Linked DNA regions of Homo sapiens: region 2 is linked to region 1. Evidence: read pairs that join two places in POLR2A ChIA-PET (ENCODE). Cell type or tissue: PC-3. All regions are shown on one strand. Each heading gives the region's core, and the rest is flanking DNA. Links, peaks and the distances in the headings are about the cores only. Region 1 overlaps POLN (DNA polymerase nu). Region 2 holds the start of NICOL1 (NELL2 interacting cell ontogeny regulator 1).

Evidence for each region. Peaks named below come from ENCODE experiments on the same cell type or tissue, not always from the same donor. Only the 100,000 strongest peaks of a DNase experiment are listed, where the experiment ranks them.
Region 2: POLR2A ChIA-PET joins it to region 1 with 5 read pairs; 2 of 35 experiments call an interaction of 5 or more read pairs at or near these places.

The regions. Positions count from the first base shown.
Region 1 is chr4:2,123,877-2,139,429 of GRCh38, reverse strand. POLN (DNA polymerase nu) reads left to right here. Exons shown (of 26, transcript NM_181808.4): 17 at 8,140-8,197; 18 at 10,174-10,251; 19 at 11,203-11,317. Among named protein-coding and RNA genes, the nearest start is that of NAT8L, 72 kb to the right of the region's middle. RefSeq lists enhancers at 3,239-3,738, 3,739-4,240, 11,884-12,590, 12,591-13,296. In PC-3, for the core only: no CTCF peak of the experiment used is centred there; no DNase peak of the experiment used is centred there.
Region 2 is chr4:2,034,281-2,049,833 of GRCh38, reverse strand. It overlaps NICOL1 (NELL2 interacting cell ontogeny regulator 1), which reads right to left and starts at 7,839. Exons shown (of 4, transcript NM_001168243.4): 1 at 7,766-7,839; 2 at 7,350-7,507; 3 at 7,010-7,098; 4 at 5,870-5,973. The coding sequence starts at 7,482. The coding sequence ends at 5,908. It overlaps LOC124900839, which reads left to right and starts at 7,920. Exons shown (of 4, transcript XM_047416543.1): 1 at 7,920-8,118. RefSeq lists silencers at 7,251-7,460, 7,601-7,660, 7,701-7,800 and an enhancer at 8,199-8,700. In PC-3, for the core only: a CTCF peak has its summit at 7,058 (motif pointing right); no DNase peak of the experiment used is centred there; H3K4me3 peaks cover 1,865 bases.

The DNA of each region.
Region 1 (15,553 bases), core at 4,813-12,812:
AAAGTGCTGTTTGTGACCCACTAAGGAACTGGGACCTGCAGTTTAAAATGGATTATCAGGGCCAAAGGCTGGCAGGTGGAGGAGCCTGGCCTCCCTTTGAGTCACGCTGCCCAGCACAGTGACCACAGCCTTGCTGACCCCAGGGGAGCTGCGGGCCCCAAGCTCCGGCCAGCCCTGCTTGGCAGAGGCTCACGCTTCCCCCTGGGGGCCTGGCCCGTTTCCGTGGCTCCTCCCTCTCCCCACTCTGCCCTGCTGGTGACCCAGTGTGGCTCTGCCCTTCCCCTCTGACCCTGCGGCTTGTCCCCTTCCCAGAGGAGGGGCTCCTCTCCCTCTGCCCATTTGTTGTGGTCAAGGGTGCTCATCCTTGCTCCTCGGAGTCCACTGCATGAGCATCTCCTTTCCCGGCAGCTTCCATGCCTGCGCACATGCTCACCAGTCTCAACCCTCTTCATTCAGCTTTCCTTCAGGAATATCAGGAAAAAAAAAAAAGGCACAGTGATTTCACCTTTTTCTTTTCTTTTCTTTTCTTTTTTTTTGAGACAGAGTCTCACTCTGTTGCCCAGGCTGGAGTGCAGTGGCACATTCTTGGCTCACTGTAACCTCTGCCTCCCGGGTTCAGAGTAGCTCAGCCTCCCGAGTAGCTGGGATTACAGACATGCACCACCACACCTGGCTAATTTTTGTATTTTTACTAGAGACCAGCTTTCATCTTATTGGCCAGGCTGGTCTCGAACTGCTGACCTCAAATGATCCGCCCACCTCAACCTCTCAAAGTGCTGGGATTACAGGTATGAGCCACCGTGCCTGGCTGATTTCACCATTTTTAAGCCAGATCTTTGGCTTCTCCTCTGAGCTACCCTGTGGGGGTGGCGATTCCTCAGCTCAACTGGTCACACAGGCTGGAGCCCAGGGGTCCGGGCTGGGCACCAAAGCCTTTGGGCCTCCTGGTATAGCTGTCCCCACCCTTGTTGCCTGCACATCTTGGTGCCAGCCTTCCAGCTCCCCACCCACCTTCCTGCTCTCATCCCTCCAGCCGGGAGAGTCAGAAATGCAAGCCCAGCTCCACAGCTCCAATCCCTAAAGTCTCCAGTGGCTCCCAGAGCTCTTGGGGTAACTAATGTCTGGTCTCCTCACCTAGCTCTTAGGGCTTTGGGTGGTCTGACCCCACCTGCTTCTCCAACCCCATTTCCTGTCACTCTCCATTCATCATCATTCATTCAACAGATGTTTTCTGAACACCTGTGTGCCAGGATGTTCAGGGTGCTTGCACTGTATGGGTCAAAACTCTATCCTGGCTGGGCACAGTGGCTCATGCCTATAATCCCAGCACTTTGGGAGGCTGAGGTGGGCGGATCACAAGGTCAGGAGTTGGAGACCAACCTGGCCAACATGATGAAACCTTGTCTGTACCAAAAATACAAGAATTAGCTGGGCGTGGTGGCGTACACCTATAATCCCAGCTACTCGGGAGGCTGAGGCAGGAGAATCATTTGAACCCAGGAGGAGGAGGTTGCAGTGAGCCAAGATCACACCACTGCACTCCAGCCTGGGTTACAGAGTAAGACTCTGTTCCCCCACCGACCCGCCCCCCGACCGAAGAAACACCTCTGCTCTATGGAGTCTTGGAGATAGAGGGCATGAGACAGCCAATACGCATGTGGAATGAGAAACGATACAGAGGAGAGTGAAATGTGAATGTATGGAACGTATGTAGTGGGGGGACGATTGCCAGCCTCGGGAAAGCAGTGTTCAAGAGGTTGGGGAGGGGGCAGCTGAGCAGAAGCTTTAGTGGGTGAGGGGGGCCACGGGAGTGTATCAGGAGGAGCAGGCAGAGGGGGCTGCCCATCCAAGCCACTCACAGGGTTCCAGACCCCACATGGTGTCAGGGCCACACTGCCCTTCAGGCTGCAGGTCAGGCTCCACGAGCTGCTTAGGTCAAGTGCAGTGGCATCAGCCTGGCTCAGGTGCCATAGCAGGTGTGCTGCTGTGGCCCTCACTCTGAGCTCTGTGCCAGCTGCCCTTTTCTGTGTTTTTGTTGTGGTTTTCACTTGGATTTTCTTTTAATCAAGAAAAATTATTTCAAGAGACCGCTGGCATTGTCTGGCGGACCCTGGAGGCAACAGAACCTTGGCTTAGGGCAGAACTGAGTTCAAATCTCAGCTCAGTCAATAGATGTGTTACTCTAGCAAGTTACTTAACTTATGGAAACCTCACTTTTCTCATCCATGAAATGATAAAAGCAGCACCTTCTTTGCTAGGTTATTGTGAAAATTATTTATTTTTCGTCTTACTCATTCAGCCACTATTTGTGAATTGCTCCTGTGTGCTGGGCTGTGTAGTAGGTGCTGGGGACACGGTGAAAACGCCGTGGGCCCTGCCCCGGGAGGCTGTGTCCAGAGGGCAGAGTGCCGTGTGGCTGTTCTGCACAGCACCTCTCAGGTGCCTCACACAGCCTGGCACGTGTGGGGCGACTGCCACAGCTTTCTCAAGACAAGGAGAGCCAGCATGCCCTCAGGCTGGCCAAGACCCTGTGACTATCACTTTCCTTTGGCTTCATTCCAGAGGCTGCAAGGACATAGTCAACACATTAAAAGCAGGGCTGCCATCACCTTTTCCTTATTTCCACCACCTCCCCAGTTTGGCACCTTCCATCTGGAGCTTCAGTCAGGTAGACAGATGAAGATACCCAGGCCCACACAATACCTAGGGAGAAAAGCAACGGGCTCATGTACCTCCTGGGCGCAACCCCTTCACCCACAGCTGAGACTATTCCCTGCATAGCATTCCACTAACAGCTACTGAGATTTTAACAAATGCCACATTGTAGAATTAAAACGTCATCTCAGCACCTTGCCTTTCACTGAATGTTAAATAAAGGCTGTTAACATTCAATTTTTTTAGATCAGTTCTCTTATTTGCAAAAACATACCAAGTTCACCATGAAAACAGATGCTGGGATGTGCCCCATCCACATGGCTGGCACTTTCCCCTGCAACCACTCATGGGAGACTTGGGCTGCCCAGAGCAACCCATGAGGGCTGAGCACAGGTGCCTTCCTCTGCGGGGTTCAGCTGGGCTTATTTAACAGGCAGCTGAGAAGTGATCTCCACACATTTTGATGTCCACAGTAATAGCAGAAAACTGTATACCCTAGAGGAGATTAAAATTGTAAGAAAATTATTCCAGTTTGCTTCCATCTCCGTAGTTTGGGGAACTTAAACTAGTCATTCTGCTGTATGATTGCGTTACTGTGTGCTCTCTCTGCTCAGCTTAGGAGACACATGGGCATGGTCTCCGCCCCCTGGACATTCGTTGGACCTGGGAGATGAAATGTTCATGGGTGGTCAACACGAGGGGACCAGCTTATGTAATGTAAATAACATGATTGACTCCAACAAATTAGGAGTATGCTGGTTCTGAGGCTTTCACCTGCAGAAACATTCAGATATCACCATTTGCTCTCGGCCTGGGTGGCCAGCTCCTCGCCCGAGGAGAGTAATGGGGAGTCTAGCCCCTCCCAGTAGAGGATGCCTGCAGGTAGTGATCGCTTCTCTATTCTTCTTCCACGAACGGTTCCCCTGCGTGCTAGCACGTGGTGTTGGTCTGTGACGGCAGCCGCTTGCTAGAGTGATGTCTGACTTCGATGCTCTCATGGGCGTGTGATAGCCACGCTTTCATCCACACCCCCAGTGTGCTGGGTGACCCCCACAGGCTTCTCCCACATTTGGACTCTCACCTGGTGGGACCCAGCTTCCTCCCAGATGTTCGGACTCTTGTTAGTTGTCGCTTCCCACCACAGTCACTTTGGTCACCCTCGGTCTTTGGTAGTTCACGTGCTGTATGTGCTAATTGCTCACGTAGACACCTGTGAACATGCGTTTGCTCATGAGGCGTTAGGGACGGCACTCTGTCTGATGGCTGCTTGCATCACAGAGGCCCATAGAGAAGCGCAGCAGTGTTTCATGTGTTTGGAAATGTGAACCCGTGCACATGAACAGACATTCACAGATCTGGTTGGCGCACAGTGCCACAACCAACGGGGAGCATTGGCCATGAAAAGCTTGGCACGGGCTGATATCTCCTCCAGAGAGGCCTTGCTGAAGGCCCATGAAGGTTGGTTACAGAAGAAACACATGTGGTTCTGTGGCCGCTTCCTGTCTCCTGATTTCTTGGAACTCTGCCATGAGTGAGGCTGATTTCCCCAGCCTCACTCCTCAGGGGCCTGAAGTACTCTCTTCTTCCCTCAGAGCACCATGGAGAGTCTCCTGTGACACCCTTTCATTTTGTTCATTTGAACCCTGCGTTATGTGACTTGTATGTGTGATACACACGTCATGACAGACAATAACTCCCAGAAGGCCAGATTTGTGTGCGAGTTCATTTTGCATTGCTGCCCTGGGCTGCATATCGTGGTGCTTTCTCTGTAGCGGAACATCATCAGTATTGGGGGGATGCGTGCACAAGGCACAAGCAGAAGGAAGGAGTTTAGTCGAAGGTGGCAATTTGTACGTTATGTGTATTCAATTTTTATTACTGACATGCTTTCAATGCCTCTCTGTCTCACTCATTCAGTAAACACGCACGTATTACATACTTTCTATGTGTGAGGTGCTCCTGGAAAGGGGGATCCAGGTCTCCAGCTGTTCAACGTTGTGATCAGTACTTGGTCTGAACTGAGAGATGTCAAGGATGCTCTTCAGAGCATTGTGACAGACCCCCAGCCTGCTTAATTAGGGAGCTAGAGGAGGTTTCCTCCTTAAGGAAAGGAGGAAGTCTGCTTGTGTGCAGATTTGAAGGATGAGGAGAAGTCGTGGTATCAAAAAGGTGGGGAGGTTAAAACAATAATGAGATCCCACTACATACCTATTAGAACGACTAAGATCAAAAAGCAAAACAAACAAACAAACAAAAACCTTACATTATTAATTGGTGAGGGTGTGGAGCAACAGGCACTCATTCATTGCTGGTGGGAATGAAAAATGGTACAGCCACTTTTCGAGTTTGGCAGTTTCTTTCAAAACTAAATACCATATGATCCAGCCATTACACACCTAGGCATCCACCAAATTAATTTGAAAACTTATGTCCACACAAGAACCTGCACACAAATGCTTATGGCATCTTTATTCATAATCACCAAAAACTGGAAACAACCAAGATGTCTTTTTAGAAGTGAATAGATAAATAAACTGTGACACATTCATACTGAGAAATATTATTCAGTGATAAAAAGGAATAAGCTACAAAGCCATAAAAAGGCATGGATGAATCTTAAATTCATATTGCCAAATGAAATAAATCAATCTGGAAAGGCTACATACCACACGATTCCAAATTATGTGACATTTTGGAAAAGGTAAAACTGTAGACACAGTAAACAGATGAGTGGTTTCCAAAAGTTCAGAGCTGGCACTTGGGGATGAGGTTGGATAAGTAAAGCTCCGGGGATCGTTTAGGGCGGTAAAACTATTTTGTATGATACTATGATGGTGGATAGCTGACAGTATGCATTTGTCAAAACCAATAGAATGTACAACAGCAAGAGTGAACTATAATGTATGTAAATTTTTAAAAGTCATTTATGAAGTCGGGGGATCTCAGGATGGGAGACAGAATGTGACATGTCCATCTAATTATATTAAATTTGTGTGAAACAACCTCACTGGGGAAAGTTGTTGGGGGGCAGGGGGAGAAAAGAGATGCTGACCTGAAACAAATGGAGTCTTAAAGACAAAAGACAGAAGCAACTGAACACAATTATTGCACTCTAGTTAATAAAGTTGTTTTCCACAGGGGTACAGGTGAACAATTCTGCTACCACTATGTACATATACTGGAATTAAACATGCAGTATTTGTCTGTCTATACCTGGTTTACTTCACTTAGCATAATGGCCTCCAGGCTTATCCATGTTGCTGCGAATGACAGGATGTCATTCTTTTTATAGCAGAATGGTATTTCATTGTGTATATTTACCACATTTTCTTTATCCATTCACCCATTGATGGGCACTTAGGCTGATTCCATATCTCGACTGTTGTGAACGGGGCTGCAGTAAACATGGGAGTGCAGATACTTATTTGTCATACTGATTTCCTTTCTTTTCCATACATCCCCTGCAGTGGAATTGCTGGATCATATGGCATTTTAATTTTTCTTTTTTTGAGGAACCTCCATATTGTTTTCCATAGTGGCTGCACTAATTTACTTTCCCACCAACAGTATATCAGAGTTCCCCCTTTCTTTGCATTATTGACAGCATGTTATTTTTTTTTTTTTTTGCCATTTTTTATAATAGCCATGTAAATTTACATCAGGCTGGCCTCAAACTCCTAGGCACAAGTGATCCTCCTGCCTTGGGTTCCCAAAGTGCTGGGATTACAGGTGGGATCCACTGTGCCCAGCCACAAGCTATTTTTATATTTCATATTCTACCACTTCAAATAAGATGCAAAAGGCTTACAAAAGCCATTGAACTCAAAAAAGCTGATTTATTATATTTACCCAGATACTGACCATTTCTGTTGCTCATCTTTCATTCCTGAAGTTCCAGGTTTCCCTTTGGAAGCATTTCCCTTCAGCCTGAAGAATTTCCTGTAGCATTTCTTTTAGAGCAGGTCTGCAGATGACAGAGTACTTTAATTTTTATTCATCTGAGAATGTCTTTCACTCACCTTCATTCCTGGAGGATAGAATAAAGAGCTCTGAGCTGGCAGTTCTTTCAGTCTGTGGAAGTTGTGGCTCCATTGTCTTCTGGTCTGCATGGTCCCTGACAGGAAATCTGCAGTCACTCACATTGCTGTTCCTCAGCATGAAAAGTGTCATTTTACCCTGGCTAGTTTCAAGATGATTGTTTTTAAATCACAGTTTTTTCAGCAGTTTGATTATGATGTTTCTGGGCCTGGTTATCTTTTAATTTACCATATTTAGGGTTGTTCAGCTTCTCAAATTGGAAAAAGTATGTCTTTCACTAAATTTCAGAATTTGAAGCCATTATTTCTTTAAGAAAACTTTTTTCTGCACAATTCTCTTTCTTTTCTCTAGGAACTAAGAGAACACAATTTGATATTGTATTTTGATATTAGCCCACAGGTCCTTGAGTCTTTGTTTATTGTTCTTCCCTTCTTTAGATTGGATCATTTCTATTGATCTCTCTTCAAATTCAATAGCTGTTTTCTCTGTCATCTCTACACTATTATTGAGCTTATCCTGTAAATATTGGGTATTTTTTGAGGTATCATGTGATTCTAATGTATAGAAAACTTGAGAGCCACTGACTTAATACCCCAAGGCCTTCATGTCCTCATCTTAAAAAAATGAGGATGACAATGTGGCCTTACCACTTCCCAGGGCTTCTAGGGGGAACTAAGGAGCATTGCTGTAAGATTGCAGGACTTTGATGCTTGGCACAATTCGTCAGATTTAGCCAGGGAGTCAAGACCAACTAATAATGCCCAGTGAGTTCTATTCCCAGACAAAGCAGGGTATTATTGTCCAAGGTACTGCCAAGAATCCAAAGGATGTTGTGACAGAAATTCTCATGATTTGAATAGTTGAAACGGGCTAGAAGCATGTGAACTATTGCACATTGCCCAAGTTGTAAAAGTGTGAAGGTGCTTAACAGATGGCCCTAAGAGTTTGCAGGGGACGTAGCACAAGCCACCAAGTTTAGGACAGGCTAAGACAGAGGCAGGTACGAAGTGCCAGGAGCAGTGAGGGAGGGGAATGACCAGCATCAAAGAGACCAGAATTTTCATCTTAAAATGTGTTCTAAAATAAAAGTACAATATACAAATTTCACATAAATCTACCATTAGCGTATGTTGTAGGAATTTTTAAGTTAACTGAGTTCATAATTTGGGCTGCTGTAAAAAGAATGACTGTACATAATTATGTTAAGGGTCACACAGGCTAGAGTCAAAAGGAATTGTTCTCAAATCTGCTAAGTACATTTAGTGGTGTATTCACCAAAATTATGTTTTGATATTAGACAACTGTATTAAGTATTAATGTGCTTATGCATGTTACATTGGCTTACTTGTTTTAATGTTTAATAAAATGTGATGTACATTAAATACCCTAAGTAGTACAGATTAAGAGTAGATATTTTAACTAAAGCTAGTCTCTTATTATTAACAGAATATCCAAGGTATCTCCAAGCACCCAATTCAGATTACTACACCTAAGAATTTTAAAGGTAACTCATTTCTTACTACCTTGCTAAAGTCTCTGGTAACTCTCTTTTGAGATAGGGTGTCACTCTGTCACCCAGGCTAGAGTGCATTTGTGCGATCACAGCTCACTGCAGCCTTGACCTCCTGGGCTCAGGTGATTCTCCCACCTCAATCTCCTGGGTAGCTGGGCCTACAGGCACACACCACCATACTTGGCTAATTTGTATGTGTGTGTATTTTTTGTGGAGATGAGGCTTTGCCATATTGTCAAGGCTGGTCTCAAACTCTTGGGCGCAAGTGATCCTCCCACCTTGGCCTCCCAAAGTGCTGGGATTACAGGTGTGAGCCAGTGTGCCCTTTTTAACATTTTTTAAAAAGTTACTTGTCATTGATTTTCTATATAACTAACTGCTTCACCTTCCTGAAGTTCTCTGTATTTGCATGACCAGGATTTAAACATACATTGAAAGAATGAAAAACAGCTAAAGTGATATGGTACCTCCCTGTTAGCAGTTTACAAGTGGAAATGGATGATAATTATATCAGGAAAGCAGCTTTCCTCCTGCCATCTCTCCCCCACCAGCCTCCCAATAAAGAAAAAACAAACATATAATAGCACTGGTGCTTATTAAAGTTTGAACATTACTGGAAATGTTTATAAAAGCACACTAACACTCTTAAAAAGAGTTTAAGAGCTCATTAAAAAGCACATGAACACTCTTCTTTCTTTTAAGCTATTCTGCTGTGATGCTGATGGGTACATTTCTAAAAAAGAAAAAGTTCAAATCTGAGCAAATGAGAGTTCTGCTGCCCATGCCCTGTACACGTCCTACCCTTGGCAGTGGCGCTCCTGCCCCTGTGCTGGGGGCCCTGCTGTGCAGGAAGGTCCTGGCAAAACAATGAAGCCCAATGAGCAGTCTTGTCTTGTCCTCTTCTCTCCCCTCCCCTCCCCTCCCCTCCCCTCTCCTCCCCTCTCCTCCCCTCTCCTCTCCTCTTCTGTTTTCTTTTTTGAGACAGAGTCTCGCTCTGTTGCCCAGGCTGGAGTGCAGTGTTGTGATCTCAGCTCACTGCATCCTCCGCCTCCTGGGTTCTCCTGCCTCAGCCTCCCTAGTAGCTGGGATTACAGGCATGCACCATTACGGCCAGCTAATTTTTTGTATTTTTAGTAGAGATAGGGTTTCACCATGTTGCCCAGGCTGGTCTCAAACTCCTGGGCTCAAGTGATCTTCCCATCTCGGCCTCTCAAAGTGCTGGGATTACAGGTGTGAGCCAGTGCTCCCCGCCCCAATGAGCAGTCCTTTCTAAAATACATGTGACTGTCCTGAAATAGGGTCCAAGGAGAGGGATCCTGAGCAGCTTCATCCCCTGCTGCCCCTTCCCACATAGACCTTCAATCAGTGAGGCTCAGAGAGTTTCAAGATTGCTTTTACTGGAATGCATTTGGTTGTCAACGTTTGACTTTTTCTTTTCTTCATTAAGAATTCTAGACAGAACAGAAAATTAAAAAAAACAGAAAACCTAGTTAACTTTCAGTAGTAATATGTTATTTTTAAATTACATTAATAAGGCCAGGCGCCATGGCTCACACCTGTAATCTTAGCACTTTGAGAGGCCAAGGCAGGAGGATTGCTTAAGTCTGAGAGTTTGAGACCAGCCTGGGCAACATAGTGAGACCCTGTCTCTACAAGAAATTTTAAAATCAGCTGGTCATGGCAGTGTGCACCTGTAGTCCCAGCTGCTTTGGGAAGCTGAGGCAGGAGTATTGCTTAAGCCCTGGAGTGCGAGGCTGCAGTGAGCTATGATTGTGCCACTGCACTCCAGCCTGGGCAACAAAGTGAGACCCCCATCTCTAAAATAATTAAATTAATAAAAATATTCGGAAAAATTTAAAATCTTAACTCTGGACTTCAGAATAATATTCAAATAATATTGTATTGAGGAATAGCTATGCATCAGTTCATGACCAAATTCACTAAATGCTCTTGAAATAACAATTCAGGTAAAGAAGACAAGATTCTCACGATCTCCCCGAGGGCCATGTTTGTTTCATCCAAAGGCCACACCTTTCTAGCAGCAGGTACGTTGCTGTAGCTTGCTTTATGCATTTTCATAGGGTTCAAAGGTTTAGAAATTGAACAATTCAAAGGTACTTATGGAATTCATTCTTTCAAATAAATTCTTTTTTTTTTTTTTTTTTTTGAGACAAGAGTCTCGCTTTTGTGGCCCAGGCTGGAGTGCAGTGGCATGATCTTGACTCACTGCAACCTCTGCCTCCTGGGTTCAAGCAATTCTCCTGCCTCAACCTCCCAAGTAACTGGGGTTACAGGCATGTGCCACCATGCCTGGCTAGTTTTTGTATTTTTAGTAGGGACAGGGTTTCACTGTGTTGGTTGGGCTGGTCTCGAACTCCTGACCTCAGGTGATCCACCTGCCTTGGCCTCCCAAAGTGCTGGGATTACAGGCATAAGCCACTGCGGCTGGCCTCTTTCAAATAAATTCTAAGGCACAGTACATAATAACAAGTTTTTCTTGCAGTGTCCCGTCACATCACCGTATCTAAATCCCAGATACCTTTGGCCCTGCCCCCGTGCTTTGTCTGCCCTGCTCGCTGCGGCCTTGCCGGACCCTACTCCTCCCAGCTAAGAGTCAGCTCCACTCCAGGCCCTTGCCCAGGCCATTCCTCTTCCCCAGAGACCATCTTGGTGCCCTCCTTTGCCACCTCCGTGCCTTTACTCAATGTCACTTTGTTGATGGGGCCTATAAATAGGATAACTGGTCATCCTATTTATCACAACTCCCCTCCACGCACACATTCTCACTCACTCCTGAGCCTCCTCACCTTGCACAATCCTCCCCATTTCATTTCTCACCTCCTGACACTGAGGTCAGAGGACCCTGGGAGATGGGAGGCAGGGACATGGACCTTGAGGCTACAGAGTCAGGAGAGTCTGAGGGTGGCCGGGGTGCGCAGCAAACACGAGGAACATTGCTGGCAAACTCTAAATTAATGCAGAACTGTATCTCACAGACTTTTCACAGATTGAATTGCGCATTCTTACACATTTATCTGGAGATCCGGAACTTCTGAAGTTATTCCAGGAATCTGAAAGAGATGATGTATTTTCTACTCTGACTTCACAGTGGTAAGATATATGAACTCACAATATTATCAGATCTGCAGGAAGGCCAACATGAGTTTAAAAGCCTGGAATTATTCCAAGGCTACTTTCATAAGGCAGAAATTATATTTTTTGTGGCTAATAGCTAATCATTTTGAAAAGAAGAGTAGATAACTAGGATGCCATGAGTTACCTAATTGTGAAGGAAGTGATGGTTCTTCCCCACTAAAAAAAAGAAGTCCATTCCTAGAGAATGTAATAGAAATGATAAAATAACCAGCGAGTCCCGCGCCCTGCAGGCGAGCACCACGGAAAGAGCGAGCCCGCGGTGCTGGCTGTGAGCCACTGCCCTCCGAGGAGAGCCAAGGTGCTTGCTGCGTACTCACGCCCCAGCCCATCTGTGGGCCAGGGGCTTCTTGAGCTGCGGGTGAAAGATCCTGCCTGAGTGGCTTACACTCACAGAGAATTCCAGAGGCAGATGGGCTCGGGTTTTGTTGGGCAGCTTGGCAGTGTCGTCCCAGGCCCGTCCTTTTTCATCATATTCTCAGGACGTTGGCTTCTCTTCCTCCTGGTGGAATACCTGCTCCGGTCTCCAAAGCAGGATGGAGAGACGGGTGCAAGGCTCTCTCTCACCCCTCTCCTCTGCCCAGGAAAGTCAAGGTGCTCTTGGAGAGCCCGGTGCAGACAACAGCTATACCCACTTTCTAGAGCAGGTCATGCAGCTGCACCAGCTGCAAGGGAGGTGGAGAGATTATACTCCAGAAAAAAGGAGGAGTGGATTATTGTGTTTGGCTTATACATCACAGGTGTTCACCGGGCCGGGTGCATCAGTGCCCCTTTGAGGAAGGGGAGGGGGAAGTGTGTGCTGGCTGTTGGAAGGTCCGTGTGTCTGAGTCACTGTCCCCTCCCTCATCAGCTGCAGGTGCCACCTCCCCATCACCTTGGGCCTCTTCTGCTCCCCCTACGGCCCCCTCACCCCTCCCTATGGCCCCCTCACCCCTCCCTACCCTCCGTCCCAGCTCATCTCCTGCCACCTGTTCACCCTCACGATGTCACACAGAAAGGCTGCCCAGCACCTGGGGGTGGGAGATGAGGAAGCAGATCATGGGGATCGGAGAAGTCAGAGGAGCAGAGTCCTAAGCGGGTGAGGGGTCTGTCCTTCAGCCCCTCACTAGGCCGGCCCCCTGCACTCCCCTCCCCATGCGCTGTCTCCGCCTCTGTCTTTGCTGAAGGCGGGGGACCTGCGAGGGCTCTGGCTGCTCTCTGGCCTGGTTGCCACCCACTCTCCTGGTGCTCCCTCTTCAGCTGCCCTGGCTAGGCCTGAGCTCACCAGTTACCCGCCTCACTCTGGCCTTTCCTGTCCTGGGGCTCAGGAAGCTCTTTCCCCGAATGTCCGTGTGTCTCCCTCCCCTACCTCATCCAAGTGGGCCCTCCCGGCGTCTCCTCAGGGCCCTCCCCTGACCACCCTCCCCTGATGCTGGGCACGGCGCCGCTCCTCTCTGGTCTCCACTCCTCTCTGGTCTCCACTCCTCTCTGGTCTCCGCTTCTCTCTGGTCTCCGCTCCTCTCTGGTCTCTGCTCCTCTCTGGTCCGATGCACATTCCCATGTATTGCTCTACTGTCCATCCTGCTGCAGCGACAGCGCCCAGGGGCCGAGACCTCATCCACCCTCGTCCCTACTGTGCTCCACAAAGGGTGGGGACTCACAAAGGATTTGTCAAATAAATGAATGAATAGTATAGAACGCAAACTTGCGTTTGAATCAGAAAATCTCTCCAAAAAGGCTACCACCACAGGACTCTTACTTGAATGACAAAATTCAGGAAGAAATATTTTATATACGGGGAGCAGAGGATTGAGAATGTTACTCTACACTCACCTGGACTTTGGAGTAGCTGTGAAATTGTGTTTATGGTGACAGCAGGGAAAGTGACAAAAGCAAAGAATAATGAAGTGTTTGCCCAGCACAGGAAGAGGCACTGTACCGGGTCGATGTGACGAGCACAGCACATGGTGGGGTCCAGGGCACCAGGAGCCAAGGCCAGCTTTTGGGCACTGGAGTCCTGCCTCCCACCCAGTATGCAGGGCATCCTCTTGTCGTTCTCTCCTGTCCTCTGTCCTCCTCCTTAGACCCTGCACCTTACCCTCTGTGACCCTGTCCTTTCACATGAGTGGCCTCCACCCCAATCGGGGCCCACTCTAGGACTCCAAGCTCTCCACCTCTCAATGCCCATATCTGCACTGGGTCCTCGCTGGCCTCACTCACAGCTCTGCCAGTGGCCTTCCTCCTGGCATCTCTGTCCAGGTCTGTCACTTAGCCAGTCTTGCCTGCACCCCACTGAGCTCCAAAAGCACTGAGACCCAGTCAGCTCCAGCTCCTCCTGGGCACTCAGGAAAGGTCGCAGGATGGATCCCGGGACACACATAGACCCATTGTTATCTCCGCTCAGCCCATCAGCTGCCCCCTTAGGAAGCTGTGTTCCTCTGACTTCTCCCTGCTCTCTGGTTTCCAGCCCTGAGTGATCCCCATTATTTACTTGCTCACCTCTTACCCCACCCCAGGTGCTGGCGGAAGTTGCAAGGTGGTGGCAGCTGAGTCCACTAGAAATTCAGGCCATGTGGACTGAGAGAAGCCCTTAATATTCTTGACTTCCTGTCTTCTCTTGTTGCTCCAGACTTTTTTGATCTTCCACAAATAACTACTATTCTCTCTTAATCTCCAAAAAGAACCCCCGCTCTTACTTAAGTGACAAAGTAGAAGGCCTAAGACAGGGGCTCCTGAACTCCCTTCCACCCCACCTCACTGTCTCCGTATACCCTCCTCCCCCTCTCCAATGGCTCCTGTCTCAAAGGAGGGAGCTTCTCTGTTGCCAGGATAAGAACTGCAGTGCACATCTCCAGGAGTCGCCACATGTCTAGACCTGTGTGCCTGGCTCCTCCTACAGCTGTGCAGTGCACAACCAGCCCAGCCTTACATGGCAGCCTTCATCCATGTTCCTTTTATTTTCCATTTTTACTCTAGCATTGTTAACATATCCTTTGTTGATTTCCTCGTTCCCCTCTACTGGGGGACAAAAAACCTGCTTTAGGATTGCCCTAAATATAACCCTAGAAAGAAATCCTATCTTCAACCTGGTTGAAGACCTCATTTATTGCTTAGGTACAAAAGAAATCTATACTTACTCCCTTTACTTTCTCACTGCCAGCTCTTTCTTGCTTCTTAAAACAAACTTTCATTTTACCTACATAGGCGTTTATTTGTATTTGAAGCCTGGAGCTCCTCACATCTAAGACAATGATCGCCTCCAGGATGTGCCTGGCTCCGAGGTCCAGGGCCAGCAACAGCAACGAGGACCCCACCCCCAGCAAGGGACAAGTCAAAGCCTCCACAGGGTCTTTGTGGGTGTGCAGCATCCCTGGGCCCTGCCTGTCCCGGTGCTTTCTCCTGGTCTCTGTGCCCCCGCTCCTGGGAAAACATCCTTCTCCTAAGCTCTCACCATCTTTTAAAATCAAGATATAATTCACAGACCATAAAATTCACCTTTTTAATGTTACAATTGGCCTGGCACAGTGGCGCATGCCCATAATCCCAGTATTTGGGGAGGCAAAGAGGAGAGGATCACTTGAGGCCAGGAGTTTGAGACCAGCCTGGGCAACATGGCAAGACTCCCATCTCTACAAAAAAAATTTTTTTTTAAATTAGCCGGATGAGGTGGCACACGCCTATCCTGTAGTCCTGGCTGCTTGGGAGGCTAAGGAGAGAGGATTGCTTGAGCCCAGGTTGAGGCTGCAGTGAGCTATGATTACACCACTGCACTCCGCCTCGACAGAGCAAGAACCTGTCTCTCAAAAAATAAAGTTACAATCACGACTATCTAATTCCAGAACATTTCGATCACCCCAAAAAGAAAACTCATGCCCATTAACCACCACTCCCAATTCACCCCGCCTCCCGGCCCTGGAAACCACTCATCTACTTTCTGTCTCTAGATTTACCTATTCTGGACACTTCACATTAATGAAATTGTACAACATGGAACCTTTTGTATCTGGCTTCTTTTGCTGAACATAGTATTTTCAAGGTTTATCCATGCTGTAGGAGCTAACAGTACTTCATTCCTTTTTAAGGCTGAAAAATACTCTATTATATGGAATAATATATTCTATATATTTCAATATAAATAAGCAAATAATCCGTGTATTTATCTATTCATCAAATGTCCTTTGATGGACATTTGGGTTGTTTCCACTTTTTGTCAAT
Region 2 (15,553 bases), core at 4,949-12,948, 90 kb after region 1:
AGAAAAATAGAAAAGGAAAAGAATGCTCAGATTTTGAAGCTTGGTTTCCCATAATTTAGGAACTTTTCAAAAGTGACCAAGGCTGGGGATGTGTTTTGGGGTGAAGTGCGCTGCTAATGAGCCACTCCTCAGGGTGTCAACTGAGAGTCAGGGACTCTAGGTAGTGGCGTGACCAGGCCCTTATTTATACCTTTCCAGATAAGTGGGAGTTACAGAAATGTTCTCCTGTGAGGGGTGTCCTGTGAGGCCACCGCGCACCCAGGACAACAGTTCTGACATCTCTGCCAAGTCTCTGGTTGCCCAGAGCACCTGCATGGGTCGCAGACAGCAACCGACTCTTCTCTTTGGGGTGAGGCAACTCACCCTCATGCACCTTCCCACATAGGACAGACAGGAACTGGCCCCAAATGAAAAGACAAGTCTGAACTACAGGCAACGGGGAGCAGTTGAAATTGTTGTTGTTGTTATTATTATTATTATTATTATTATTATTATTATTTTGAGACAGAGTCTCGCTGTGTTGCCCGGGCTAGAGTGCGATGGCACCATCTTGGCTCACTGCAACTTCTGCCTCCTGAGTTGAAGCGATTCTCATGTCTCAGCCTCCCGAGCAGCTGGAATTACAGGTGCGTGCCACTGTGCCTAGCTAATTTTTTTATTTTGGGTAGAGATGGGGTTTCGCCATATTGGCTAGGCTGGTCTTGAACTCCTGACCTCAGGTGATTCATCCACTTTGGCCTCTCAAAGTGCTGAGATTACACGCATGAGCCACCGCGCCCAGCCCAGCAGTTGCAATTTTTAAAGCTTGCTGTGTAACTTTAGGCCCAAAGATGTGAAACCACCAGTGCCAGACTGGTGCCCATACCAGGCCCTAAACCCGTTGCCCTGAGGCAGTGGCAGAGAAGGCGGAGTTCTCTGTTTATCTGAGTCCCCTGTCCAAAGACAGAGACTGAAGCCCTCTTTCTGTTAAAAGCAGGTTTAAAAAACACTCCAAATAAAATCTAGATGTCAACCAAAAAGAAAACAAAGCTCTGAATTCAGGAGGACTCACCCCTGTGCACCCAGGAAACCTCTGGAGTGAGGGGAGCATGGTGGGTTCCTGCTCATACCACCCCCAAGTCCTGGAAGGAGCCCCAGGTGGTCAGGGAAGAGGGTCACTGAAGCCTGCTGACTTATGCCAGATATGTTGACCTAAAGGGAAAAAACTGAGGCAAAATTAATGTGAAGTGGAGAGTTTACCGGAGCCAGGTTTGAGGACTGCGGCGCCGGGGCACAGGGTCAGGGCAACCCTTTAGGTTCACGCCTTCCAGGGAGGCAACGTGGGTCATGGACAATCTCGAAGGAACTCGCTGATCCATTCAACAACCCCTGCACCCGACGCTCAAGTGCTGACCAGGGTCCCTGCCCAGCCACAGGGGCAGCTCCGCAGTGTCGTCCTAAGGTCGGCCACGTGGACGGCAGGAAGGGCGTCCCAGCAGAGGGATCAGCACGCAAGGGGTCCGGGCAGGAAAAACCAGGCAGTGGAGGCAAGTGAGGGGCTGGCGCGCCTGGAGAGCCAGGGGGCTGGAGGAAGATGAGGCTGGGCTTTGAATGGGGGCCTGGGGCTCCAGAGCAGAGACTGGGGGAACAGGCTGTCATGCTTCTGATGGGGGCCAGGAGAGGGGAGAAGCCATGGTCACTGTCCAGGAGCTCCTGAGCAGTGTCCCCACCCAGACCCCAAGGCCTGAGTGACCTCTGAGGAGAGCGGTCCAGCCCTTACAGGGCCACAGCCTCTGCCGGCCCCTGCCCTCTCCACCTCATCCCCACAGCCTCAGCCTGAGCCTGCCACTGCTCGGCCCCAGCAGCCAGGCCCAGAGACAGAGGCCTGCTCAGCACGCCTTGGTGGCCCTTCCAGTCTCCATCTGCAGACTCCCTCCCACCAGCCTGCCTGGCCTCACCCTCCAGCCCCTACAAGTCACCCAAAGCCCGTGGCCATGTGACCCCCAGTAGCCCTGATGGTCAGCTGAGGCCTGTGCTCCAGCCCCGGGTTCATAGGTACCTGGAAGGCACCAGAACACCGTCAGCTTGGAAGGGTCAGGGCTGGGCTCCAGGAAGCAGCCTGGAAGGTCTGGGAGACCATGGTACTTGCTCTGGGTGGGGGCTGGGGGGCCTAGAGCCCCTCCCCACGACAAGGGGAGAACCCCGTAGGCCACACGGTGCTCCCAGCGCCAGCAGCAGAGCGCCTATATCAGCCCCAGGCTGTCGCCAAGGGCCCATTTTACAGAGGAGGAAACTGAGGCTCGGTCAGGTCAGCCTGTGGGGCAAGAGCGGAAACCCAGACCTGTCGGTCCTCCCTGGCCGCCCACCTCCGCCTCTGTCTCCTGCTTCCCTGAGCGCCCTCCTCACCGGAGACCCCTGCCCCTGCCCCAGTTGCCCCCGCGCCCCGCCTGGCCCATGCAGGCCTCGCCTTCCTGGGAGCGGAGCGGCCGAGACCGTCCGGATTTCAGATGCCAAGCTGAGAGGCGCCCGGGCCTCCGCCGCTTGGATACTCAGGTTCGAGGAGGGCACACCCAACGCAGCGGACGTGGGCAGTGCAGCCCCACCCACGGCAGAGCGGGGACCCGCGAGCCCACGCCCAGGCCGGACTTGCGGGGTCTCCTCCAACGCCGTCGGGGCGCTCCTATCCCGCCGCGAACGCCCCGAGCCCGAGTCCGTGGGGAGGAAGAACAGGGGCGCGGGGAGCCGCCGAGCAGCCCAGGGGAACCCCAGGACGGCGCGGGTCTGGCCACGGTGGGAGGGAGCAGGGCGGGGTGGAACGGAGCTGCGGGTGAGACGGGGCGGGGGGCGGGCCGAGGTCTCTTATGAAGTGGAACTACAGACCGGGAGGCCAGAGGAAGAAGGAGGAAAAGCAAAACGGTCCCCAGGCCCACAGGGCGCCTAACGGGGCTCCACAGGAGGCCGGGAGGTGGGAGTGGCAGAAAGGCGCCCAAGGCCCCAGGCTCGCCCTACCCCGCATCTTCCATGGGAAGATGGCCCAAAACCACACCCCATGCAGCCCTGCGTCCCAAAGACCCCCAGAGCAGGAAGGGAGGGGCTGCGGGGGACCCCTGTAGCCAGCTCCTCCCAGAGCCCTGGCCCAGGCAGCCTCCCTGCAGCTTCCACTGGGGGAGCGCGCGGCCTGCAGGGGCGCCTGGGAAGAGCAGATCTCACCCTCCTGGGCTTCACAATCCAGTGTGGGGTGGCAGGGAGGAAAGAAACAAACACCCCGGGACCCCTCAGGGACAAACGCTTAGAAGAAAATGCGGGGCTGGGTGTGTCGGCGTGCGCTGGGGACCCAGCTACAGGCTCTGGGCTCTGTGGGCTGGTACCGGCACTGTGGGCCCCACTACTCAGGAGGCCCAGTGAGGAGGATTGCTTGAGCCTGGGAGGTTGAGGCTGCAGGGAGCTGTGATGAGGCCACTGCATTCCAGCCTGGGCGACAGAGCAAGGCCCTCTCTTAAAAATAAACTATTTAAGGAGGGACACAGGGCTGCAGAGTGAGGCCGGTCCCAGGGCAAGGGATGCGTCCCTGCAGAGGGCACATGCACAGGCCCTGCGGTAGGAAGGGTGACCTGCAGATGGACTGTGGCAGCAGCCGCCTTCCAGACAAGCAGACACAGTGTCCCTCCCACACGCTTTTCTACATGGCAGCAGGGAGAAGAGGACATAGGATCCAGAGAAAGGCGGCTCTGGGCTGGAGTGCAGGTGGGCAGTGGGGATACCCAGCGGTCAGGGAGGAAGGCAGGGCCCACAGGGAACACAGGGAGAGGCCCTGGACCAAGGGGATGCCCTGACACTGGAGAAGCTACAGACATAAGGGCGGAATGCAGGGAAGATCAGGGAAATAGCAGGTCCAGGAAAAGAAAAGGTGTCCCAGAAAGAGACTGCAGTGCCAGGTCACTGCTCGGCCATGCCAGGGTTGACTCATCCCTGAGTTGCTGAGCCCCTGGCAGGAAAGCTGCGCCATGGCTCCAGGACTGAGTGTGAATGCCACTGGCCCTGCCCACGCTTGTGGCCAGGCTCCCTCCGCTCTGCTCCTCCGAGGCCTTCCCCGCTCTTCATGGACCCTGTGGTCCTCTTGCCTTGCTTGGCCTTGGTGGCATGAGACACAGCTGTGGCTGCCCGGGACGCAGCTCAGTTCTCTTCCTGCTTCACAGCTGCTCGTCACCCCTAGGGGCCCTCTTCTCTCCTCTGCCCCCAAACAGGCCACAGGGGATCCCAGACTTCTCTCTCCAGCTCCTTTTACAGGCGTACCTCCCCAGTGGCCTCCCGGACCCCCATGACCACTCCCACCCCCCACCCAAATCCCACAGGCTCTACCTGCAAACACACCCGGAATCCAGCGGCCTCTTACCCTCTGCTGCCGTGGGGCTGCTGTCCTTCTCAGTCTGCCGTCACCTCCTCACAAGCCCCGCAAGTCCCTTCCCTACCGGCAGCCAGAAGCTCCCGTTACCAAACCTTGTCCTTGCCCCAGCCCCGCAAGGCCTAGGGGGAGGCCTCTCCACCCAGTGTCCCACAGCCAAGCCTGGCTCCTGCCCCCACTGAATCCCAGAGGGCACCTCCCCAGGGCGTGTGTGACGAGTGTGCCCCAGACCCCATCTTTTATAGTAATGGAGACCTCACCCTGTGCCAGGGCACACAGCTGCCCATAACACAGGACACTGAGTTATATTTGAATTTTGGATAAACAATATTTAGTGTGAGGAATCCCTAACACTGCAGGGATAAACAGGAATCTGGCTGTTCCTGGACTTGATTGCCTAAATCTGTCAATATAAGCCTAGAAATAGGGCTATGTTCCTGGCCTCCCTTGCAGCTAGAAAGGCGTGAGGAAGGCTGACCAATGGGACATGAGCACCACCCAGGCCATGCCCCCAAAGACATGGCCCAGCCTCCCAGCCTCTGAGCAGGTGCTGGTGGCCGGCACTGGTTCCTGCCCCACACCCCACCCTGCCTGGGCCTGCAGTGACCTCAGGCCCCTGCTCTCCCTGGCCTGCATTAGAGGGCGCAGACATCCTCCCGGCTGGACACCTGACTCAGTCTCTCCACGTGTGCCAGCTCCAAGGGAGGACTCTGTTCACTGTGGATACCAGGCACGTCCAGCTCCACCCGCCCGAGGCAGGGCAGGGCTTGGGGCCCCAGGGCCAGGGAACCAAAGCCCCAGAGGCCAAGTCCCACCTAGGGCACCTGGCAGTCACCTCCAGCCTGCTGTTCACCTGGATTTGTTCCTAACCATGTTCCTGCATTACTTTGATAAAAGGCTCTAATTTTACTGAAAAAGCATTTACAGAATGAATGAAAAGAGGGAGGTGCCCGCTTCAGCTGGAGGTCACCTGGGTGCTGTGTGCACAGGTGTGTGGATGGCAGTACGGCCTCATCAAGTTCCCATCCAGAGCTCCCCAGTGACCAGGGTCCAGGCTCAGGGCTGCAGGTGGGAGCTGGCAGGGGAGATGATGCTGTGTGGGGTGGCCCTGCCCTCTCTCCCCGGGACCCTCTGTCTCCCACAGTCTCAGGCAGCTGGTCCACCAGTTCAGTGGTGCAGGAGCCTGGAGGGGCTCAGCCCTGGGGCAGCTGCTCTGGGGGCTCAGGGGGGTCAGGCCGATTTCTACACTTCCCCAGCCTCAAAACAAGGGGAGGCAGGCAGGGGAGCAGGTACGAGGAAGCACAGGTCACTGAGGTCGGACGTGTGTGTCCACCTCTCCGCACGGGCACTGGTATGGGACAGCAGCCAAGAGGGCTCGCCCAGCTGGAACAGCTGGGGAAACCCAAGCCCAGAGAGGGGCCCAACCCAGGACTGCCGGGGGCGACGCAGGGGCTCTGGTGGCCAGAACAGAGAGACAGGACACAGGCGTGCCACTGGGCATTTATTCACACGGAGCAGCGTGGTCCTCAGTGCCCCGCTGGCCAGCAGGCACACAGGGCACGGCGCTCTGCCTGCAGCAGTAGGGTCTCCGTCTGCAAAGCAACAAGAGGGGTGAGGGTGCAGCCCAGCTGCCCACTGGCATTCCCCTGGGCCTCCACCCACCCAAGGCAGCCCTATCTCCACCGGCTCCTGAGACAGACAAGGTCAGGCCCTGGCTCTAACCCCCACACCCAGAGCCTCCCACTCATCTCTTTCCTCTGCAGTGGCTCCCACTGGTGGGGCCTGCCTGGGGTCTGCTGGTGCCCACGCCATGCCAGCGTGCCCACCTGCCTTCTTCCAGCTCCCACACCACCCGCAGGGGTCCACTGTCCCCCACTCCCTGCCACCCTCATGCCTAAGGATAGGTGGGGGCTGCTCCTCCCAAGAGCTCAGTTCCAGGCTCTGTGAGTGGGGAGAGGGCTCCAGGTCTTAGTCGGAGCCCTCTGGAGTGTTCCCAAGAAGGACACTAGGGCTGGTGGGGGGTGGGACCAGGCAGGGTCTTCCCTGCTTTCTCCTTCCTAGAATTCTCCCTTTCCAGGAAGAAGCTTGAGCCCCGGCACAAACAAAAACTCCTTGGCTGCACCCCATGGCGTGGGGGCTCCCTGTTCATCCAGGCTTGGAGGGGCCTTAACCAACCTGTGCATCCACCCAGGATCCAGACCACCCTGCCCAGCCTGACCCCCCATTCCTGACACTTTCGCCACATCCTCCGGCCTCAGTTTCTCCTCTGCCCTGGGGCCTTGCCGCCCACCTAGGGGATCCTGGATTGGGCTGACAGTCCTTCCCCAGGGTCCAGATCTGTCACAGCCCTCAGGAGTGGCGGTCATAGGACAAAGTGCCCAGTGAGAGCCTTCTGGGGGAGGGGCTAGAAATAGAGTATGCTGGAGAGAGGGGCGTCTCATAGGTGAGACAGGTGCCCAGAATGCCCCTTGGATGACTGGAGCCAGAGGAAGGGGGCAAGGTGCGGCATCTTAAATCGGGGTGAAGGATGAGGGACACTCCACTCCCGCAGGGGGCCTCTTCCTCATCCTCCCTGCCCTCCCCACCCCCTGGGAAGCCCGGGAGGACCGTCGCGCCGCGGGCGCTCACCCGCGCGTCCAGGCTGCAGGCTGTCTTCCGCAGGTCCTGCAGGGCGCGCTGCATGAACTCGAAGGCGTGGCAGTCCACGCATGGGCGGCCTGCGGGGGGCGCGGGTCAGGGTGGAGGGGGCGCAGGGGGGGTCACCCGCAAGGCCCCCACGCACTCTGGGCCCGTCCACCCAGTGCCAAAGAGCGCACGTCCCCACTCCCCAAGCCACCATCTCCCGCGAAGGGGAGGACCCGCTCCCGGGAACAAAGGCGAGGCGCGGTCCTCCCCGCAGAGCCCCGGCCCCGCACGCCCCTGTCGCCAGCCCCGCCCCGCTCCCCGGAACCCGGCCCCCGGCACCTACTCTGCGCGGGGACGGCACTCCCGGCGGGCTCGGCGCGGGCCCGGGCGCCCAGCAGCGCCAGACTCAGCAGCAGCAGCAGCAGCGGCGGCGGCGGCGGTGACATCGGGGACCGGCACGCGGGCGGGGGGGCCATGGCCAGCAGAGGGAGCGGGGCCGCCCTGAAGCCAGCGAGGGGTCAGCGGCGCCCGCCCCGCCCGCCCCGGGCCGGTGAGCCCCCGTCCCCTCCCGCGGGCCCCACGACCCTTGTCCAAGCCCCAGGCCTGGGAGCCCTGGACCCACCCACCCCGGGCCCGGGAGCCCCCTCCCCACCTCCGGTTCCCCGACTCCAGTCCGCCGGTCTCCGGGCCCAGCGAGCCTCTAGTCCGCGCCCCGTATCTAGAAAACGCCCATTCGGACGCCCGCACCACCGCCCTTACCGCGGTTCAGGGACCCCGGGACCAGCAGCGCGGGGACACCGGCAGACGTTCCGCGTCCGGCGCGCAACGCGCATGCGCTCCGACCCGACCCCGCCCGGGTTCCCCATCCGACGTCGTCGTCATGGAAACCCGAGACTGCGCTGGCCGCGGGTTTAGAGGAACCTAGGACGCTCCAGGAATCGGGTGTGCCTGGCCCTGGCCGGGGGCTGCCCCCGGGAGCAGCGTCCAGGCCCATGGCGGATGCAGTCTAGAGGACTGCCTGGAGGAGGCGGCGCCGGGGCGAGACCTCCAGAGCGCAAGGCCGGCGGGAGAAAAGCTGAGGAAGTGGGAAATCTGTGGCTGGAGCTCAGCAGGTCAGGAGCGATCCTGAGGGAGCTGCTCGATGCTCGCGAGGCGCGGGGAGCTGCGCATGCAAACGCTTGGCCTCCGACCGCGGGCGAGTGGGGTCCAGTGTGGGGTCGCACCGCCCGGAGAGAGCTGGTCTGGGGGATCGGCTCGGGGGATCCGCCCTCGCCCGGCTTTTCCCTGGCCCAGCCTCTCCCCGATCCTCGGGCGTCAGGGTGGGCACCAGCCTGCTCGGTCCCTCCCGGCTACCCACCCCCAACCCAGGGTCCTCCTCTCCGCCTCTCGGTGTCCTCGGAGACCGGAGAACCGCTTGCGCGGAGCCCCGACCACAGGTCCTCGGCCTCTCTGTGCCGATTTCAGTCCCGTGAACTCAGGGCTGTTGGCCTTAAAGAGCGCCGTGCAGCCAGTGGCCCCCGGGGGCGCCCGGCAAGTGCGAATCTGGGCCCCGGACGCCCTGGGAGGGATGGTCCCAGCCGTCGGAGCCAGGCCCCCACGCCGACACCGACACAGGCGGTGGCCTCCTCAGAAGGCGCCCCAGGCGCACGTGGGTGCTGGCGCCCCCGCTCCCCCCCCACCCCACCCAGCAGCCCGCGCTGTGGCCGGGAGCTCAGGGACTAACCACACCTCCCGCCAGACCCTCTTCTTGGTGGGCGGAGCCGCACCCCTACCTGGAGGCCGCCCCGCTCGCCGTGCAGGACCCGGAGCCTCGGGCGCCCCCCTCCCCAGCCTAGCCGACCTCTACCCCCAACCCCCGGGGTTCTGGCCGGTGGTCTTCCCGGCACAAGCTGGGACTGCGGACGCACCTGCTTCTCGCGTGGTCAGAGCCGCCCCTGCCCCGGCCGGACGCGGGTGTCCTGACCCTAAGAGTGGGTGGGAGGGTGGGTTGGGGAAGCGTGCCCGTGACTGCCGCTGCCTCCTCCGGGTTGGGCCGACGCCGGGCTTCGGGGACCCGGTCGCACCTCGGGGGTGTGCTGCATCCTCAGCGCGCTGAAACGCACGCGGGGCCCGAGGGGCCGGGTGGGGGCTGCGGGCCGCTGTCCCAGGCGCCTGGGGAGGCAGCGGCCCTCCCGAGTGTCGGGCTAGTGCGCACTTCCGCGCTCTTCTCCACTCGGAGCCAAGAGCCCGGGAGCAGGCCGTCGCGGTCCCCCAGTGGGGCGGGAGCCGTAGAGGGGTAGCCCCGCGCTGTTGCCGGGGCCGCGGAGCCCTGGGGGGGACGTGCCTCCGGGGACGCGCCGGGCCGCAGGCGTCCTTCTCCCCTTCGGTCCCACGCTGCGCCCGCTCGCGACCTGCTCCTATCACCCCTGCCCCTAGCGCCCACGGACAGTCGCGCCCACGGACAATCTAATCCCAGCACTTTGGGAGGCCAAGGCCGGTGGATCACCTGGGGTCAGGAGTTCAAGACCAGCCTGGCCAACATGGCGAAACCCCGTGTCTACTAAAAATACAAAAATTAGCCGGGTATGGTGGCACGCGCCTGTAATCCCAGCTACTGGGGAGGCTGAGGCAGGAGAATCATTTGAACCCAGGAGGCAGAGGTTGCAGTGAGCTGAGATCACACCACTGCACTCCAGCCTGGGCCACAGAGTGAGACTCCATCTCAAAAAATATATATATATATGTATATTTCTTACCAAAAATGCATCTTCATTCCCATGACTGTCTTCATCTCTGTCTCTCTCTCTCTGTCATACTTGCTGGTTCCTTTGGATGTTGTTTCTGTTTCCTTCCTAAATCCATATTTGAAATAACCTTAAAATTATTCCTTTTTCTCAATAAATAACACATATTTGTGCCTTTCTTATAATTTTTCTCATAAAACACATCTTTTTGGTGCACTTTATATACAGAATTATATATATTAATTAGAAGTTTAACTCTTTTTTTGAAACAGAGTCTTACTCTGTTACCCAGTCTGGAGTGCAGTGGCATGATCTAGGCTCACTGCGACCTCCACCTCCCGGGTTCAAGTGATTCTCCTGTCTCAGCCTCCCCAGTAGCTGGGACTACAGGTGCGTGCCACCACACCCGGCTAATTTTTGTATTTTTTTCTTTGGTAGAGACAGGGTTTGCCATGTTGGGCAGGCTGGTCTCGAACTCCTGACCCCAAGTGATCCACCTGCCTCTGCCTCCCAAAGTGCTGGGAATCCAGGCGTGAGCCACTGCACCTGGCCTAAGTTTAACTCTTAGTAATTTTAATTTCTAGCAAGCAATTTTGAACTATCACATGTCAATATTTTATAGGTGAGAACCATTTTGTAATTTTTAGAGACAGGTCTCTCTGTAATTTTTTTTTGTTTTTTGTTTTTTTTTGAGACGCAATCTTGCTCTGTCGCCCAGGCTAGAGTACAGTGGTGCAATCTTGGCTCACTGCAACCTCTGCCTCCTGGGTTCAAGCGATTCTCCTGCCTCAGCCTCCCAAGTAGCTGGGATTACAGGTGCCTGCCCCCACACCCAGCTGATTTTTGTATTTTTAGTAGACATGGGGTGTCACCATGTTGGCCAGGCTGGTCTTGAACTCCTGACCTTAAGCGATCCACCCGCCTTGGCCTCCCGAAGTACTGGGACTACAGGCATGAGCCACCGAGTTCAGCCATAATGTATTCTTTTGATAGTGACTCTATTTCGTGAATCCAACAAGAGGACAAGCACAACGCTCACCATCATTTAAAAAAAATGAATTTGCACAAATCTCACTTGTGTTATTCACACATTTCGCTTATTTAATGCTTTCTTTGATTTTGATACCAAAACTGTATGTTGATATAAACTCCCAGGTGATGAAAAGATCGTTGACAGAGCTGAGGATTTTTCATTGAAAACTAACCCTAATCCAGGCAAACATTTTAACCCAGTTCTAGGTACTGATGTCAAAAGGGGTTGTGATATAGCAAGACACTAAATAACAAAGCTTCAAAATATTGAAAGCGGCATTGACAGAAGTACAGAAGAAATAATTAATCTCAATATTATAGTGTAATATTTTAACGTGCTTTTTCTGATAATTATTCAAACAGGAAATGAGTTGGTAAGGATATAGATTTGAATGCTTCACAAAACATTATCTAATTGAGTACATATATTGAACACTGTATCCTCAGAATACATTCTGTTTAAGTATATGCAGAATGTTTAATTTTAAAAAAATTAGGCCAGGCACAGTGGCTTGTGCTTATAAGAGACGGGAGGATCACTTGAGGCCAGGAGTTTAAAACCAGCTTGGACAACATAGCAAGACCCTAACTCTACAAAAGATTTGAAGATTTTAAAAAGTATCTGAATGTGGTGGTGCATGCCTGTAATCCCATCTAGTTGGGAGGCTGAGGCAGGAGGATCCCTTTAGCCTAGGAGTTCGAGGCTGCAGTGAGTCATGGTCGTGCCACTGCACTCCAGCCTGGGCAACAGAGTGAGATCCTGTCTCCAGAAAAAAAATTTTAATTTTATATATATATATATATATATATATATATATATATATATATATATATACACACTGATCACTTAATAAAGGCTTTAAACATGTCAAATAATTTAAACATGTCAAATAATCATACAGATCATTTTTTTAACTACAAATCAATGTAATTATTACTTATAATAACAAAAATATAAGTGAAAACTTCCATATGTTTGGAAATTTAAATGCACAAATTTAATAACACATAGGTCAAATAAATCACAAGGGAAATTATAAAATATTTACAATTAGAACAATAACAAAAATAGCATCCTAGAAAACTTGCAATATAAGGGCAAAATAGTATTTGTGGTAAAATTTATAGTGTAATATAATTATAAATGTAAAAATGCTGAAAACTTATGTATCAAAAGAATGCATAACATAATTTTTATGTGTATTAATAGACCTAAATATATGTAGTCTTTTATGAAATTTAGGAAACCAAGAACAAACATATGTATGTTCAGCAATTTGTTTCAATTTTTTATCTTATTTGGAAATGAACCAGACATTTATGAATATCATTTAATTTATCATAACATAACTTTAAGATTTCAAATTACATGAAAAGTTAATTTATAAATGTTTATCCTATTTACATTTACCTAATTTATTTTTAACAATTCACCTAGATGATTTATGAAAACTGAGATATTAGAAGAAGTCAAGTTATTTCCCGATTAACTATTTTTATTTATTTTTTCATATGAAGAAACACTTCTAGAAGATCCCTTTCTTATATTCTAATCTAAGCATTTAATGTTTTCAATGCATCACACAAATATTGATGAGTTCTCATCTTAATTTAGTTCAGAATGCTTTCTAATTTTACTGTGATTCTTCCTTGATTAAGAAGTTATTTAGAAGTGTATTGGCTGAGCGCAGTGGCTCAAGCCTGCAATCCCGGCACTTTGGGAGGCCGAGGCAGGTTGATCACTGGAGGCAGGAGTTCGAGACCGGCCTGACCAACATGGCAAAACCCCATCTCTGCTAAGACGGGGTAATTTATGAAGAAAGGGTTTCCTTGACTCACAGTTCTGCAGGATATACATAAGCATGGTTGGGGAGCTTCAGGAAACTTACAATCATGGCAGAAGGGCAAAGGGCAAGCAAGCACCTTCTTCATATGGCAGAGCAGGAGGAAGACAGCAAAGGGGGAAGTGCTACACACATTTAAACAAGATCTCGTGAGAACTCATTCACTATCATGAGAACAGCAAAGGGGAAGTCGGCCTCCGTGATCCAATCCCTCCCACCAGGCCCCTCCTCCAACACTGGGGATCAGAGCTCCACACGAGATTTGAGTGGCGACATAGAACCAAACCATATCAGCCATCAACGTGGTCATCCAGTGCCTCCCCTGTGGAGGACACCGGAGCATGAATGTGCAATGTGACAGCCCTCCCACTCTGCCTGTTCCTGTTGTTCGTCCACACACTCACTCCCCATAGCCGTGTCTCCCCATTCTTCCAAACTTGCTCCTTCCGGGTTCTCATCAACCAGCCAAACAGCCCCACCCACGACTCCATATATATTCTTATTTCATGACTCTTCTGCCTCTACGTGAAGCAGACAAGCAAGCTAACTGATCCGAGTTATACCCACAGGGAGGATTTCTTCTCCACGCTGTCCTCGAGGGCCGCCCTGAACATGTTGTAGTGGAGCTTCCGTCTGTCTTCAGCTTCCGTCAACACTGAACCAGCTCATCTAAGCACCAGACACAAGATTTTACTGCTTTTGTCAGGTGGAGTGGGAAGTCGCACCCACGTCTGGCCAGTTGGGTCGGCTGTAACTCAGACTTTGGACTGACTTGTCACCCAGCTCATATAGCAAGGAGTTCCTGATGGCAGCTGGGGGAGCTGACATCAGTGTCAGCTCAGACTCTTAGGCAGTTACCTCAATCCTCCCAATAGTTCCTAATCCTTACACAATATGGAGCCAAGTCCCTAAAGATGCTCATTGGTTCACAGTATTAGACTTAATGCCTAATTAAGGATGTTTTCTTGTGTATACCTTTACACCTGGACTCCCAGTATATTTTTGCTTTTGAATGAACTGATCCAGACACTCATGCCGCCTCTTAGCTTAACTGAACCGTCCTTTCTCAAGGTTTTAGAGACAATCCCCATCTCTGGCAAAAGAGTTAAAGGAGCTACCGTTAACTATGGGTCCCTTTTGTAATATGTGATGACCTATTAATTCCCAGCCCTTCTAGGGAAGTCTCTGACAGGAACACAATCCAGCCCCTTAATTTTCTGGAAAAACGAGGGCATCAGGTATCCCTAGCAATGCCCAGATCTCTGTACAGAAGGCTAAGTATTTGGGGTATGTGCCCACTCCTGGGACAGGACTTTGACTCAGGAGTGAAAAGAGGCCATCCTGGCACTCCAGTCCCCTCAGACTAAGAAACAGGCCTTTGGGGGAATGGCTGGATTCTACTGGGTTTGGGCTCACAGCAGAACTACTTTATGAAGCTCTGAAAGGACGTGATCATGAGCCTTTAAATTGGGATGGAACCTGCCAACAGGTATTCCTAACATTAGAAGAAAAGCTGGGAACAGCCCCTACTTTGGGACTCCCAAACATAGAAAAACTTTTCACCCTTTAGGCCGGGCGCGGTGGCTCACGCTTGTAATCTCAGCACTTTGGGAGGCCGAGGCGGGCGGATCACAAGGTCAGGAGATCGAGACCATCCTGGCTAACACAGTGAAACCCCGTCTCTACTAAAAATACAAAAAATTAGCCGCACGCGGTGGTGGGCGCCTGTAGTCCCAGCTACTTGGGAGGCTGAGGCAGGAGAATGGTGTGAACCCGGGAGGTGGAGTTTGCAGTGAGCCGAGATCGCGCCACTGCACTCAAGCCTGGGAGACAGAGCAAGACTCCGTCTCAAAAAAAAAAAAAAAAGAAAAAGAAAAACTTTTCACCCTTTAGATGAACTTTTAGATGCTGTCCAGCTCCACCCTTTCACCTTGGCTGAAAAACAAAGGGTAGCTTTGGGCATCCTAAACCAGAGGCTCAGGAATGACCCTATACCAGTGGCTTACTTTTCTAAACTAGACCAGGTGGTGGCTGAGTGGCCAGGATACTTGCGAGCTGTAGTCGCCACCACTCTATTGACAGAAGCCAGTAAGTTTACCTTGGGACAACCATCAGATGTCGTGATCCCCCCCATGAAGTATAGAGAGTCCTAGAGGCAAAGGGACACCAATAGCTAACGAGGGGCTTGTTACTGAAATATCAGACCCTTCTGCATGACACCCCAGATGTTACCCTTAAAGTATGTCGAGTTTTAAACTCTTCTCCCTTGTTGCTGGACTTCGTGTCCCAGGAAACAGATCCCCAACTCATTCACTCCTGTGTGGAAACCATAGAACAGACCTCCTCTAGCAGGCCTGACCTCAAAGATGAGCCCTTGAGCCCCTGCATAACCCCGATGTTGAGTGGCTCAGAGATGAAAGTGGTTTTATTCATAAGGGAGAAAGAAAGATCGGTTATGCAGTAGTTAGCCGAGAAGAAGGCATTGAGGCCAAAGCTTGACCTCCCCAGACATCTGCTCAAAAAGTGGAATTAATTGGTCTAATCAGGGTCCTCCAACTGAGAAAAGACTTAAGAGTCAACATATTTACCGATTCCAAATATGGGTGCCTGGTGCTCCACGCTCATGACGCCATATGGAAAGAAAAGGGAGCGCTAACAGCTAAGGAATCCCCCACACAGCATTGCTCTGAGATCTTGGAATTGTAGATGCTGTCCAGCTCCCAAAGGAGGTGGCAGTTACTCACTGCAGGGGACACCAAAAGGGGGACACCTCTATCATCCCGGAGGAAATGCCCTGATGGACAGGACAGCCAAGGCCACAGGTGAAGAACACCAGTGCTCCAGGCCACGGACTAATGCCAGGTACTGCACCCATGCCAGCAGCACCCTACTGTACTCCTGAGGAAAGTAAATGGGCAGAACAGATGGGCTTACAAGGCCAGGCGTGG